Linked DNA regions of Homo sapiens: all the other regions are linked to region 1. A link is a contact called in ENCODE Hi-C or POLR2A ChIA-PET data. All regions are on one chromosome and are shown on one strand. Each heading gives the region's core, a stretch centred on a gene start or an enhancer-like site at or near the end of the contact. The rest is flanking DNA. Distances are from core to core; before and after follow the strand shown. Region 1 overlaps GNG7 (G protein subunit gamma 7). Region 2 overlaps DOT1L (DOT1 like histone lysine methyltransferase). Region 3 holds the start of ZNF57 (zinc finger protein 57).

The links. Hi-C counts contacts between places; a loop is a spot of excess contacts on that map. ChIA-PET counts read pairs that join two places held with the same protein, here RNA polymerase II (POLR2A). Pooled maps may share reads with other maps.
Region 2: a map of natural killer cell shows a loop between it and region 1 (6-fold over the local background). The contact joins two enhancer-like sites. A Hi-C loop is called at or near these places in 1 of 168 maps with a recorded cell type or tissue (natural killer cell), 4 of 37 single-sample maps with no recorded cell type and 6 of 50 pooled maps. POLR2A ChIA-PET finds 5 or more read pairs at or near these places in 4 of 52 experiments (BJ, GM12878, WTC11 and 1 more).
Region 3: a loop to region 1 is called in a pooled map, with 6 times the contacts of the local background. The contact joins the promoter of ZNF57 here to the enhancer-like site in region 1. A Hi-C loop is called at or near these places in 3 of 50 pooled maps. POLR2A ChIA-PET finds 5 or more read pairs at or near these places in 3 of 52 experiments (Caco-2, GM10248 and activated CD4-positive, alpha-beta T cell).

What each region holds. Positions count from the first base shown.
Region 1 is chr19:2,596,961-2,602,034 of GRCh38, reverse strand. The region is part of intron 2 of GNG7 (G protein subunit gamma 7); the gene reads left to right. Among named protein-coding and RNA genes, the nearest start is that of MIR7850, 31 kb to the left of the region's middle. Within about 2 kb of position 2,499, at least 33 of the 41 ENCODE cell types and tissues checked have a DNase peak (open chromatin) inside an H3K27ac peak, as active enhancers do; they include GM12878, where a contact is called at or near this core.
Region 2 is chr19:2,168,809-2,173,882 of GRCh38, reverse strand. The region is part of intron 1 of DOT1L (DOT1 like histone lysine methyltransferase); the gene reads right to left. Among named protein-coding and RNA genes, the nearest start is that of DOT1L, 7.4 kb to the right of the region's middle. RefSeq lists enhancers at 1-409, 1,648-2,242, 2,328-2,697, 2,243-2,837, 4,518-4,597 and 5 more and a silencer at 4,546-4,786. Within about 2 kb of position 2,367, at least 15 of the 41 ENCODE cell types and tissues checked have a DNase peak (open chromatin) inside an H3K27ac peak, as active enhancers do; they include GM12878, where a contact is called at or near this core.
Region 3 is chr19:2,898,600-2,903,673 of GRCh38, reverse strand. ZNF57 (zinc finger protein 57) reads right to left here and starts at 2,746. Exons shown (of 4, transcript NM_173480.3): 1 at 2,626-2,746. The coding sequence starts at 2,628. RefSeq lists enhancers at 2,549-2,698, 2,558-3,129 and a silencer at 3,309-3,358.

The sequences.
Region 1 (5,074 bases), core at 1,250-3,749:
TAGCAGACTTTCTTCCCCAGGGTGCCTCCACAGTGCTGCTTGCAGATTCTGGAAGGATCATCTGGGATTCCACTGCTCTCCTCCCCTCTCCTCTCCTCCCCTCCCCTCCCCTGTCTTCTCTTTTCTTCTTTCTGAGACAGGGTCTTACTCTGTGGCCCAGGCTGAAGTGCAGTGATGAAATCATAACTCACTGCAACCTCAGCCTCCTTAAGTGAGCCTCCCGCTTCAACCTCCCTAGTAGCTGGGACTACAGGCTCACACCACCATGCCCGGCTAATTTTTTTATAAAGACAGGGTCTCGCCATGTTGCTCAGGCTGGTCTCGAACTCCTGGGCTCAAGGGATCCTCCTGCCCCGGCCTCCCAACGTGCTTGGGATTACAGACGTGAGCCACCATGCCCGGCCTTCACTGCCTTTCTTTTCCTCAATAAAAATCTGACATCGGGGGATTGCATTGCTCTGTTACCCTTTCTTCAGGCACCTCTCTTTTCCTGCTGCCAAACAGTGGAGACAGGAAGCCAAAAAAAATTGCCCAGTCCTTGTTCCTGGGGAGCTCATTGTAGAGCAGGGGAGACAGACACGTATATTGCAAGCATGTACATGTATCTGCAATAGGCACGAGCCGCGCCGTGGCAGGACTGAGTCCACATGGCTGGGGAAACACACTGCCTGGTAACTGGAGGCTGGTCAGATAGTGGTTGAGCTGAATTGAGGAGTTACCTACTCTAGGGTTTACCTACTTGTGCCCCATGGTTTTTAGGGACAACAGGCATCCCAGCTGTACCCCGGGCCATCTGGATGGAACTAGAATGGATGCAAAGAACACAGCTTTGGAGTCAAGCAAACCTTCCTTAGTTCTATTTTTTACATAAGTAATAATTTGTTTTTGGAGATGGTGGCGGGGGGGAGGTCTCTCCTTGTCACCCAGGCTGGAGTGTAGTGGCGTGATCCTAGCTCACTGCAGCCTCAAACTCCCGGGCTCAAGCGATCCTACCACTTCAGCCTCCCAAGTAGCTGGGAGCACAGGCACACACCACCACAACTGCTTTATGTTTCTCTTTTTTATTCTCCTTCAGCCGTACTTTTCAGCTTTGAGGACTTGAGCAGGTTTATTACCATCTTGGATCGCATTTTCTCTTCTGTGAAGTAGAGAGAATACCTGTGTATTGGAGTTCTCAAAGTGTGGTCCAGGGACACCCAGGGGTTGGTCTCTGAGACCCTTTTGGTGGGGGACCACTAGGTCAAAACTGCTAAGATAGAAGCCAGGCACTGTGGCTCACACCTGTAATCCCAGCGCTTTGAGAGGTCAAGGTGGGTGGATCACCTGAGCTCAGGAGTTCGAGACCAGCCTGGCCAACATGGTGAAACCCTGTCTCTACTAAAAATTAAAAAAAAAAATTAGCCAGGTGTGGTGGTGGCGCCTGTAATCCCAGCTACTTGGGAGGCTGAGGCAGGAGAATCACTTGAACCCAGGAGGCGGAGGTTGAAGTGAGCTGAGATTGCGCCACTGCACTCCAGCCTGGGTGACAGAGCGAGACTCCATCTCACAAAAAAAAAAAAAAAAAAATGCCAAGATACTCTGGGTCTCCTTCCTCCCAGTCTCTCCCACACAGATGGTGGAGTTTTCAGAGGTTGCATGACGTTTGATATCACAGTGGATTGAACTCAGAGGCTTATACAAGAATCCAGCTGTCTTCTATTAAGCCAGACATGAAAGAAATTTGCAAAAATGTAAAACAATGCCACTATTTCCCCTCAATGTTTTTTTTTTTTGAAAAATAGTTACTTTTCACTTAAACGTGTCATCCTCCTAATATAAAATATATGGTTTAAAAAAATATTTAATGGGATTATGTTAACTTGTAACAGGAGTATAGCTAAAATCTACATAAACACAAGCTGTTTAAGGGCCTTAATTTTTTATTACCATATTTATGTATATATTTTGGCATCATATTTATATATATTTATTTTATATGACAGCTTTATTGAGATTTTTACATGCCATAGAATTCACTTTTTAAAGTGTACAATTCAGTGGTTTTTAGAATATCCAGAGTTGTGTAACCATTACCACAATCTAATTTTTTTTTTTTTTTGAGATGGAGTCTTGCTCTGTTGCCCAGGCTGGAGTGCGGTGGCGCCATCTCAGCTCTCTGCAACCTCCACCTCCAGGGCTCAAGCGATTCTCCTGCCTCAGCCTCCTGAGTAGCTGGGATCACAGGCCAGCACCACCACCCCCGGCTAATTTTTGTATTTTTAGTAGAGACGGGGTTTCGCCGTATTGCCCAGGCTGGTCTCGAACTCCTGACCGCAGGTGATCCGCCTGCCTCGGTCTCCCAAAGTGCTGGGATTACAGGCGTGAGCCACCGCGCCCGGCCTAACCCCCGGTTTTCATGCACCGTCTTTGATGTTGCCTTTAGGCCGTGCCTGAACGCCGGTGTCACAAACCAAAGCCACAATAACTCAACAGCTTCATGAAATACCCAAACTCCCCCAGCTCCTGTGACATCAGGCAGGCGGAGTGACGCGGCTGCATGGCAGGGCTGCCCGAGGGCCCCCCTCCCAGGTCCGCACCTCCACCTCCTGGAAACCCACCCGGGTGGGCGGTGCTTTCTCCCGCCGAAGTCCTAGAAATGCTCTTCCCCACCAGCTGGGTTTATTTGGATTCATCCAGCCTCGGCTGGGAGGAGGAAGGGGTGGGCCCTCCTAGTATTTATTCTGCTGGAATGGAAACCTCAGATCTTCGAGATACTCAAGCAGACAGACAGACATCTACCAAGTCAGCGAGGGGAAAGTGCGGTGTTTTCGGAGGTCAGCCCGGGACAGCAAAGCAGGCAGGCTGGGGCTCTGATCAGTTCAAAAAGCACCACGTGGTGTCTGCGGCGGAGCAACCAGCGGCACGCCCCCACCCCAGGCGTCCCTCCCACAAGCAAATAGCACAGCCCGGTGACATTGGCTTTTTCCAGCCGAGCGCGGGGCACCCGCTTCGCCTCGTGCCCGCCTCTCCCCCTCTTCATCATGGGCCCTCGGTGGAACTGTATGCTAGAAACTTCACTTTCCAATTTTGGAGATGCTTCTAGAAACTAGACTTCTTTCCAGCTTGAGGTGAGCTGGAAGTTAGATCAGTTTCCATTTCTTTCAACTGAAAACGTGATTACAGAAGTCAGTGTTTCATAAGCTTTCTTTTTCCGTGATCACCTTCTTTTGAGACATCCTTTTCCTAGTGGCTCCTTAGAAAGAATAACGGTGGCAAGAGATTTAAATGCACCCGATGTCTGATTCTTTTGACGGAAGATGCCCAAGTAGCATTATTATTATTATTATTATTATTATTATTATTATTATTATTATTATTTTATTACTTTTCATTTTTTTTGAGACGGAGTCTCGCTCTGTCGCTCAGGCTGGAGTGCAGTGGCGCGATCTCAGCTCACTGCAAGCTCTGCCTCCTGGGTTCACACCATTCTCCTGCCTCAGCCTCCCGAGTAGCTGGGACTACAGGCGCCCGCCACCACACCCAGCTAATTTTTTGTATTTTTAGTAGAGATGGGGTTTCACCGTGTTAGCCAGGATGGTCTCGATCTCCTGACCTCGTGATCCGCCCGCCTCGGCCTCCCAAAGTGCTGGGAGTACAGGCGTGAGCCACCACGCCCGGCCAATTCTGTATTTTCAGTAGAGATGTGGTTTCACCATGTTGGCCAGGCTGGTCTCGAACTCCTGACCTCAGGTGATCCGCCCACCTTGGCCTCCCAAAGTGCTGGGATTAACAGATATGAGCCACCGCGCCCGGCCGCCCACTAGTTTTGATTGTGAGTTCTTTTGGTCCTTGGTTTTCGTAAGCGTTGCTTCCTCCTCTGTAGTAGAGTAACAAGCATGCAGCGTAGAGTCGCCGTGAGAGCTGGATTCGGTCGTTGATGGACAGAGCCGAGTGGAGAGCCTGAGATGACTCAGTGCCACACAGGTGCTGCTCACACAGTTGTCCTGGTCATTGTCGTCTAACCACTGAAACTCCCTAGACTTTTCCTACACATGCACACTCACATAGATACGTACAGCAATATGGAGCGCATTGTACATTGGCAGTCCTGAGCTGCTTTTTACCTTTCTAAATTTAATTTCTTTTTTTTTTTTTTTTTTGAAACAGAGTCTCACTCTGTTGCCCAGGCTGGAGTGCAGTGGCGCAATCTCGGCTCACTGCAAGCTCTGCCTCCTGGGTTCACGCCATTCTCCTGCCTCAGCCTCCCGAGTAGCTGGCACTACAGGCGCCCGCCACCACGCCTGGCTAATTTTTTGTATTTTTAGTAGAGACGGGGTTTCACCGTGTTAGCCAGGATGGTCTCGATCTGCTGACCTCGTGATCCACCCACCTCGGCCTCCCAAAGTGCTGGGATTACAGGTGTGAGCCACCACACTCGGCCTTATTATTATTATTTTTGAGAAGGAGTTTTGCTCTTGTCACCCAGGCTGGAGTGCAGTGGCGTGATCTCGGCTCACTGCAACCTCCACCTCCTGGGTTCAAGCGATTCTCCTGCCTCAGCCTCCTGAGTAGCTAAGATTACAGGTGCCCGCCACCACGCCCAGCTAATTTTTGTATTTTTAGTAGACACGGGGTTTCACCATGTTGGCCAGGCTGGTCTCAAACTCCTGACCTTAGGTGATCCGCCTGCCTCGGCCTCCCACAGTGTTAGGATTACAGGCGTGAGCCACTGTGACTGGCCCCAAGTAGCATTATTATATAATGGAGTTTTTGTTTGTTTTTATCTTAGAGACAGGATCTTCTTTCTCTGTCACTCAAGCTGGAGTGCAGTAACGCCATCTCAGCTCCCTGCAGCAGCTTCCAACTCCCAGGCTCAAGCAATCCTCCCGCCTCAGTCACCAAAGCTGGGATAACAGGTGCACACCACCATGCCTGGATAATTTTTAAATTTTTATTCTTTCTAGAGATTGGGTCTTGCTATGTTGTCCAGGATGATCTTGAACTCCTGGCCTCAAGTGATCTTCCCACCTCAGCCTCCAAAAGTGCTGGGATTGCAGGTGTGAGCCACCGAGCCCAGCCTATACCTGTGAAATTT
Region 2 (5,074 bases), core at 1,118-3,617, 430 kb after region 1:
TGAGGCCACCCACACAGGCTGCTGTGAAGCTGTGAGAGGAAGCTCAGCTCACCAGGCCTCTGGTTTCATAAAACACAACCGGAGCGACCCCGTCTTGAAGTGCGTAGTGAGGCACTCGCAAGGTACCGGGAAGGTTCACACTTATGAGCTGCCCACCAAGGACACAGAGCATCTATGGGTCTGGGGGAGGTCTTCCGGGCAGCCCGCAGAACCCGTGCCCGCTGTACTGAGAGGGCCGGTGAGCAGGCTGGGCTTGAAGGGTGGTCGGATGGCACCACCCGGCTGGCCTCCAGTGAGTGTCTGCACGTTCCAGGTTTACTCGCAACCCTGGCCGTTTCTCACAGACGGAGGCGCTAAGGAAGAGCAGGCACCCTCTGCCTGCTCCCCGAGGACGCCCTGCTCTGTCAGGGAGGCCCGCTGTGTAAGGAAGCGGCTTGGTGGCTGCTCTCACTGTGATCCGCGGCTCACCTCGAGTTCTCTCCTCTCTTGGGGTCTGCATCAGGACCCTCTTTTTCCAGCAGCAAAGCAACACAGGAGGGAGGCTGGACGCGCTGACCAGAACTCTCCTCGCCCTCGTCTGAGCACAGGCTGACAGACACCGACCCTCTAGCCTGAGGCCAAAGCCACAGCGTGACAGGGAAGGAGGAAAGCGCGGGACTCGTGGGCCTCCTAAAGCCACAGCGTGACAGGGAAGGAGGAAAGCGCGGGACTCGTGGGCCTCCATGCAGGGAAAAACGCTCCAGGACGCTAGGGGAGACCAGCACTGACTGCTGAGGCGGCAGCGTTTCCTTTTGGGGTGATTAGAACGTTCTGGAATTAGACAATGGTGACGACTGCACAATCTGTGAATATACTAAAACACACTGAAATGTACACTTAAAACGGGTGAACTTTTTTTTTTTTTTTGAGATGGAGTCTCGCGCAGTTGCCCAGGCTGGAGTGCAGTGGCACGATCTCAGCTCACTGCAAGCTCCGCCTCCTGGGTTCATGCCATTCTCACGTCCAGCCTAAAACAGGTGAACTTTATGATACGTGAACTGTCACAACAAGGATGTTATTTCAAAAAAAAGAGGAAAAATATTGCCAGGCGCAGTGGCTCACGCCTGTAATCCCAGCACTTTGGGAGGCAGGGCAGGCAGACCACGAGGTCAGGAGTTTGAGACCAGCCTGATTAACATGGTGAAACCCCGTCTCCACTAAAAATACAAAAACTAGCTGGGCCTGGTGGCACACATCTGTAATCCCAGCTACTCGGGAGGCTGAGGCAGGAGAATGGCTTGAACCCAGGAGGCGGAGGTTTCAGTAAGCCGAGATGGCGCCACTGCACTCCAGCCTGAGTAAAAAGAGTGAGACTCTGTCTTCAAAAAAAAAAAAAGAAAGAAAGAAAAGTGGCTGGCCGGGCACGGTGGCTCACACCTGTGATCCCAGCACTTTGGGAGCCCAAGGCGGGTGGATCATGAGGTCAGGAGATCGAGACCATCCTGGCTAACATGGTGAAACCCCATCTCTGCTAAAAATACAAAAAATTAGCTGGGCGTGGCGGCGGGCGCCTGTAGTCCCAGCTACTCGGGAGGCTGAGGCAGGGGAATCACTTGAACCCTGAAGGCGGAGCTTGCAGTGAGCAGAGATCGCGCCACTGCACTCCAGCCTGGGCCACAGAGCGAGACTCCGTCTCAAAAAAAAAAAAAAGGAAAGAAAAGAAAACAAAAAAGAAAAGTGCGTCCGAGGAGTGGGAGCTGCATGCTGTGCAGAACTCCACAGGCCCAGAGAGCCTCCAAGTGAGTTTCAGTCACTCCCTCCCAGGGCCTTCTTTCCTCCCCTGGGGTTTCCACACTAGCTGATGAATTACCTACAAGGTTATCACTATTTGCACAATGTGACCATCTGTTATCTTCACGTCCCTGGAGTCTGAGATACCAGGAAGGACGTGGAGCCGGGCAATCACTTCTGTGATTCCAATGCAAAAGCCGCCCCTTCTTTTCTCCAGGAAGCCCCACTTGTAACTGCCGCGCATACATTCTGGGCACTTGAATCTGTGTCTCCAGAGCTGCAGCCCGCAAACGAGGCCCAAATACACTCCCATTACGCTAACTTCACCTCAGGTCCTTCCCTCAGGGGGACACAGTGGGCGGGGACTGCACGCAGCAAGCCTGGATCTTGGCCAGGGCCTGCCGGACATGCATGGTCCCAGGAAGCACTCAGGAAATAAAAGCAGGGCTACCCCCAGGAGAAGGCATGTACACGAACACGGAGCGACACCCGGCGGCGGTCGGTGCCCGGGACCCCAGGCGATGAAAGGCACAGCTCTTGGCGTCTCCTGGCCCGCCCTCGGTGGTGGGGCTGCCCCAAGCTCTGTGAGTGATGAGCAGCATCCTTGGGCTTCCCCCACCCCGGTGGTGACAACCGCAAAGGTCTCTAGACGCCACCAGGTGTCCCCTGGGGGCAGAGCCACCTCCACCCCTGAGAACTGCTGTTTGAACCTTCCAGGGCCAGGAATTCATTCTTTCAGCCTACAGGCAGGAAGAAGAGGGCTCAGTACAATTCGGGACCAGAAGGGCTCAATGCAGGGATCCTCCAGGTAAAAGGCTCTGCCAGTGCCACAGCATTCTCGCAGTCCTTCCCCTGGAGGACTCCTCTGGGGCCCCTGCTGTACCTTAGACCCCACCACACAGCCTGAGGCTGAGGCCCAAAGCTTATCAAAGTTACCACTAGCCTGGGGCAACACAGCAAGGCCCCACCAAAAAATACAAAATTTAGCCAGGCGTGGTGGCTCATGCCTGTAATCCCAGCTACTCAGGAGGCTGAAGGAAGAGAATCCTTTCAGCCTGGGAGGCGGAGAATGCAGTCAGCAGATATCGAGCCACTGCACTCCAGCCTGGGTGACAAAGCAAGACCCTATCCCAAAAATAATGAGAGAAACAACACTCTAAAGGACAGGTTCTGGGAGACTCTTGGAGGGGGACAGGTTCCAGGAGACTCCTGGAGGGGGACAGGTCCCGGGAGACACACGTTCCGGGAGACTCCTGGAGGGAGTGGGCCCTTCCCCCATGCCTTGCCCTGAGGATCCATTTCTCAGTATTCATGGGCATCCCACAGATCGTCCTTTATCATTAACCAAAGGACCTAAGTGTTTCTCGGGAGTTCTGTGAGCCACTGAGGCAATGTAATCAAGCCGAGGTAAGGGTGACGGGAACCTGGATTTACAGCCGACCGGTCACTCAGAAGCACAGGTCACAACGTGAGGCCTCTAACTGGCATGGAAAGTGGGGGAGTCTTGGGGACTGAGCCCTTACCCCGTGGGATCTGAGCCTGTGTCGAGGTAGACATGCTGGAAGTGAGTTGAATCGGGGCTGCCCAGTAGGAAACACAGAACTGATGAATCCCCGGGTACCCGTATCTGGTTCCGCAACTCCTCTGTGTTGACTGCGGAGAGCACAGGAGGAACCGTGTTGGGTCCTTCCTACACCTCACACTGCTGGAAGATAAAAACAGCTCCAAGCAGTCCGTGCCCAGTGAGGCATGCAAAATGCATCAGGTCCAGAGAGACAAGAGCAAGGATTTCAGTCACGCCTCCCAACCACACCAGGGGCAAGCGTGGAAAGGCATCTATCTGTTCCTGCATCCTGGTCTCGGACACTATCTTCCTGTTCCTGGAATCTGTAACACCAAGAGTGATTTGCAGCCATCAATGGCCAATATTACTTGAACAAAAATTCTTTTTTCCTTTATCTAATTTTGTCTGTTTGTTTGAGACAGAGTCTCACTCTGTCGACCAGTCTGGAGTGTAATGGCATGATCTCAGCTCACTGCAGCCTCCCCCTCTCGGGTTCAAGCAATTCTCCGGATTATAGGCAACCGCCACCACGCCCAGCTAATTTTTGTATTTTTGGTAAATACGGGGTTTCGTCATGTTGGCCAAGCTGGTCTCGAACTCCTGACCGCAGGTGATCTGCCCGCCTTGGCCTCCCAAAGTGCCGGGATTACAGGCATGAGCCACCGTGCCTGGGCAACCGTGTGTTTTTTTTAATTAAACTTTTTATTTTAAGATAATTGTAGATTCACACTGTCGAGCTAAAGGAAAGGAACTGGAGCAAAATTAATATAAGTGGAGCATTTATTTGGGCCACATTTGAGGACTGCAACCTGGGAGCACAGGCTCGAATTACCCCAAATATACACTCTGATGAGCAGCAGATAACAAGCAGATTTTTAAAGGAAAAAAAGAGCTGGGCGTGGTGGCTCACACCTGTAATCCCAGCTACTCGGGAGGCTGAGGCAGGAGAATCACTTGAACCCAGGAGGCGGAGGCTGCAGTGAGCCGAGATTGGGCCACTGCACTCCAGCCTGGGAGACAGAGCGAGTCCGTCTCAAAAAAAACTCTCCTCAGAGGCTAGGCTGGAGTGTCCCTGTATCATCTGCAGAGTTTCTGGACAATTCCCCGCCCCAGTACCCCCTGCAACCTCTTTCAGGCCAGCAGGAACAAAGCAGTGTGCATTTGCTATAAAACGGAACACTTGGGTTTTTTCTATTATTCCTTCCTATTTAAAGCGACTCCTTTACTCACACAAAGCTGCCTAAAGGTTAATCTGCCTCCGGGGGAGCTGGGATTACTCAGGACACTCAAGCTCAGAGGTCAGCAGCAGAAAATACCTTCTGAGTCACGGTGGGGACAGCTCACCCCGCCCCGGCTGCTACTCACTGCTGGCTGCCCACTCACCGCCGCCCACAGCCGGGCTCCAGGCCAGGCTGTCAGGCGGAACATGTACTCACTCATTAATGAGAGTCAGAGAGTCCGGACCCTTGGCCAGTGGAGGCCGCCCCTGCCCGCCCACAGCCTGTGAGTCACCAGGGGGAAGGTCCCGTTCTGTGGCCTTTGAAGGTTCTTTCCGAGCAAACAACCAATAATGCCACTTGTGCCCTTCCCACTAGAAGAAGGGCAGGGCCATCCTGCCCTAGAAATACCACGCAGGGCCAGGCACGGTGGCTCATGCCTGTAATCCTAGCACTCTGGGAGGCCCAGGCAGGTAGATGACAAGGTCAGGAGTTCGAGACCAGCCTGGCCAACATAGTGAAA
Region 3 (5,074 bases), core at 1,497-3,996, 300 kb before region 1:
ATGGTAAAGGTAGAGAGAATGAAAAAAAAAATCAGGACAGTGGTTACCCTGGGGGCAGAACAGAGATGAGCGCTGGGAGCAGCACACAGGTGTTGAAGAGAGGCCGGAGGCCTATTTATGCGGGCAGTAAGGCCACTGGTGTTTATATTAAAACTTAATCCAGGCCGGGCGCGGTGGCTCACGCCTGAAATCCCAGCACTTTGGGAGGCGGAGGAGGGTGGATCACTTAAGGTCAGGAGTTTGAGACCAGCCTGGCCAACATGGCGAAACCCCGTCTCTACTAAAAATATAAAAATTAGCCGGTCGTGGTGGCAAGTGCCTGTAATCCCAGCTACTCGGGAGGCTGAGGCAGGAGAATTGCTTGAACCCGGGAGGCGGATGATACAATGTGTGGAGATCACGCCACTGTACTCCAGCCTGGGAGACACAGTGTCTCCAAAAAAGAAAAACAACACTTAAAGCATAAACTAAACCCACTGCTTAGAAACGGCTCCAAGACAGCACAGGTGCAACCTCAGAAAGGCTAAAACGCCCACAAGCACATCTCCAGGACAATCGTCTTTCCCATGCTCAGCAGCCTCAATCAGCATGAACAGTTCCCGCTGCGGCTGTTCTACGAGGCAGGAGGACTGAGCAAGTGGAGGCTGCCCAGCCAGACCCCGCTGCACCCTCAGCGGCCTCCAGTGCAGGCTCAACTGTGGGCTCAGCTGGAGTCACCGGTCTTGGGGCTCACCTCCCTGCTCCAGGTGCTACACTTTAAATGCCACAAAGACCCTCATCCCGTAGAGTGAGAATGCAGCAGAATCAGTGCTTTCCACCCCTTGTGTAAGTGGGGGAAGGGAGTTCCAAGGCAGTCTTTATGACTTTACATGGCCAGAAACTGCTTTTCCCAGTCAGCAAACAGATGATGGATCAGTGAAGCAATACTCCTGGTGACAAACTGGAAACTAACCAGAATGGAACACGCCTCAGTTTTACAGGTTTTTGCAGAATTTGCATTAATCTCATGTCTAGCTGAACTGAAATGGAACACGATCACACACTGTCGCAAACTCTGCACCTTGTATGGAAGAATAACTATTATTTTTTGTCTGATTGCTTTGGCATTTGAAAAACTACTATTTTTATGAACATTTTAATCCATCTCTAGCTGCTATAAGATGTGGAACTGCGCACACTTTCTCTACAATTCTGGTGGGAGACAGAATATTCCTGAGAGACTTCCTTAGGCCATGCTTAGCCTGTACCCCACGATAAACAGGTGTTATCCTGACGGACCAGAAGGCAGAAAACACACTTGAACATTTTCCTATTGTCACTAAGGAGAAGAAAAAAGCCAAACAGGAGAACAGTACAGTACATTTACTGACACCGGCTGCCCGAATAAAGCTTTCACAGCATTAGTGATACCCTGCAACAAAACCCCCAGGGCAGCTAACTCCCACCGCTGAGGTCGTCCCCCAAACTGCCTCTGACCCCCAGGCCGTCCCTTGCCATCCCCCCAAGCTGTCCCCTGTAAGGTTCTCTGAGCTGGCCGCACCATGGTCAAGCCCCCCGCCCTTGTGATAATGTACTTTGTGATATTCCCCCGCCCTTGTGAATGTACTTTGTACGATACGTCCTCCTCGCCCTTGTGAATGTACCCCGCCCTTGTGACAATACACGCTCGCGCCCTTGTGAAGGTACTTTGTAATATTCCTCCCAGCCCTTGTGACAATACATCCCCCAAGCCCTTGTGAATGTACTTTGAAACATCGTCGCCGCCCTTGAGAATGTACTTTGTAACACCCACCAACTGTCCTCAAAAAAACTGCTCCTAACTCCGATGCCTGTCCCAAACCTATAAGGACTAATGATTGCCGGGCGCGGTGGCTCACGCCTGTAATCCCAGCACTTTGGGAGGCCGAGGCGGGCGGATCACAAGGTCAAGAGATCGAGACCATTCTGGCCAACATGGTGAAACCCTGTCTCTACTAAAAACAAAAATTAGCCGGGCGTGAGGGCGGGCGCCTGTAATCTCAGCTACTCCGGAGGCTGAGGCAGGAGAATCGCTTGAACCCGGGAGGCGGAAGTTGCAGTGAGCCGAGATCACGCCACTGCACTCCAGCCTGGCGACAGAGCGGGACTCCGTCCCAAAAATAAAAAAAATAAAAAAATAAAACCAATAATAATCCCATCACCCTTTGCTGAGTCCTTTCTCAGACTCAGCCCACTTGCACCCAAGTGAGTAAACAGCCTTGTGGCTCACACTAAGCCTGCTCAGGTGACCTCTTATACGGACACGCGTAACATCCCCAACCTGCTGACCGTCCCTTGCCGTCCCCCCAAACTGGTCCCTGACCCCTGACCGCCCCTACCGTCCCCCCAAACTACCTCCAGCCCCCCTCCTGCCCAGGCCTCCCCCTAAGTTACCCCCAAGCTCCTTGCCGCCCCTTCCGTCCCCCCAAACTGCCCCCAGTCCTCCAGCCCGGCCGCTGTGATGGCGTCCCCGGGTCCCAGGTGCTAGTCCTGCGCCGCCCCGCGCGTCCCTCAGCCAATCCCGGCCGCAGACTTCGGCGGACTCTGGTTCCAGCCGGTTCCCGTCGCTCCGACCGTCCCCTGGCTCTGCTCCTGCCTCGCACTCACCATGTCTCCCCTGCTCCTGGGCTCTCCAAGGCGAGCTCTCCGTGGCCTCGCGGCCGGCGCAGCTGAAAGGTACAGGTACTCCCGGGCCGCTCGTGGTAGGCAGGGCACGCGCGGCAGGGAGGACGAAACGTCCCGCCCTCGGGGCCTCGGAGCTCAGGAAGCGGCGCCCTGATTGGACAATCTCTAAGCCCCCGCCCTTTCAACGCTCTGAGCGGACAGCGTTTTGGACACGCCCCCTTCACCCCTGGGGCCTTCGATTGGACACTACTGCAAACCTGCAATCCGCTTCCCGGTGTCCGCCCCGTGCCTTGATTGGACAGTTTTCCGGACCCGCCCCCGGAGCACCTGATTGGAAGATAACTTCCGCGCCGCCCCGCCTCCTGTCGCCCGAGTGACCGGCGCGTAGCCAACGCTAGTGGCTGACCCGCCAGCGGTGGACACTCCCGTTTGCGCGAACTCGCTCTGGCCCGGGGTGAGCCCAACCTCTCCCCGCAGCTCGGCCGCGCCTCCCGCGTCCTTCTCCCGAACGGGCACGAGAAGTCCAGACTCAGTTTCCCCACGGAGCAGCCGGAGTGCTGCGTGGAGGGGAGGGGCGAGCGAGCGGCGTGGGTCGCGTGGGGTGAGCCCTTCGTGGGGCGGGGTCCTCAGCCGTGACGTCACCGCGCTGCCCCGCGTGGGCGCGGACCCCATGGAGGCCCTGCCCCGTGCTGGAGCACGTGCTGTCAGTGTCCTGATTTTTTTTTTTTTTTTTTTTTTTTTTTTTGAGGTGGAGTCTCGCTCTGTCGCCCAGGCTGGAGTGCAGTGGCGCCATCTCGGCTCACTGCAAGCTCCGCCTCCCGGGTTCAGGCCATTCTCCTACCTCAGCCTCCCGAGTAGCTGGGACACAGGCACCCGCCACCACGCCGGCTAATTTTTTTGTATTTTTAGTAGAGACGAGGTTTCACCGTGTTAGCCAGGATGGTCTCGATCTCCTGACCTCGTGATCGGCCCGCCTCGGCCTCCCAAAGTGCTGGGATTACAGGCGTGAGCCACCGCGCACGGCCAGTGTCCTGATTTTTTTACCCAAACGTTTCCCAGCCTCCTGTCCTTCCCACAGGCCCCTGCACTTTGGCTCGCCCCCGACATCTGAGCCTGCACTAAAATAAGGACCAAACCTCGAGTCACCTGATCCCGAAAATGGGCGGACCCCAGGGAGCCCCTATCCTGTCTGGCCTCGCTGGATTTGTTTTTTTGTTGGACATTGTTTTTTGTTTTATTTATTTTTTTATTTTGAGACGGAGTCTCACACTGTCGCCCCGGCTGGAGTGCAGTGGCGTGATCTCGGCTCACTGCAACCTCCGCCTTCAGGGTTAAAGCGATTCTCCTGCCTCAGCCTCCCGAGTAGCTGAGATTACAGGCGCCTGCCACCACGTCCGGCTAATTTTTGTATTTTTAGTAGAGACGGGGGTTTCACTATGTTGGCCAAGCTGGTCTTGAACTCCTGACCTCGTGATCCGCCTGCCTCGGCCTCCCAAAGTGCTGGAATTAGAGGCGTGAGCTACCGCGCCCGGCGGACATTCTTTAGATCAAGAAATCCGGGGCCGGGCATGGTGGCCCAAGCCTGTAATCTCAGCACTTTGGGAGGCCGAGGCGGGTGGATCACGAGGTCAGGAGATCGAGACCATCCTGGCTAACACGGTGAAACCATCTCTACTAAAAATACAAAAAAATTAGCCAGGCGTGGTGGCGGGCACCTGTAGTCCCAGCTACTCGGGAGGCTGAGGCAGGGGAATGGCTGAACCCGGGAGACGGAGCTTGCAGTGAGCCGAGATGGCGCCACTGCACTCCAGCCTGGGCAACAGACGGAGACTCCGTCTCAAAAAAAAAAAAAAAAAACAAAATCCAGGCCAGGCGTGGTGGCTCACACCTATAATCCCAGCACTTTGGGAAGCTGAGGTGGGTGGATCACCTGAGGTCAGGAGTTCAAGACCAGCCTGGCCAACATGGCGAAACCCTGTCTCTACTAAAATACAAAAATTAGCTGGGCCTGGTGGCGCGTGCCTGTAATCCCAGCTACTCAGGAGGCTGAGGCAGGAGAATCGCTTGAACCTGGGAGGCGGAGGTTGCAGTGAGCTGAGATCCTGCCACTGCACTCCAGCCTGGGCAAAAGAATGAGATACTGTCTGAAAAAAAAAATTAAATTTAATTTAAAAATAAAATTAAATAAATAAATTTGGGATAAACCAGTTAACTGTCTCTCAATCTCTCTCTCTTGTTTTTTTTGTGTTTTTTTTTTTTTGAGACAACGTCTTGCTCTGTTGTCCAGGGTAGAATGCAGTGACAAGATCATAGCTCGGCCGGGTGCAGTGGCTCACGCCTGTAATCCCAGCACTTTGGGAGGCCGAGGCGGGTGGATCACGAGGTCAAGAGATCGAGACCATCCTGGCCAACATGGTGAAACCCTGTCTCT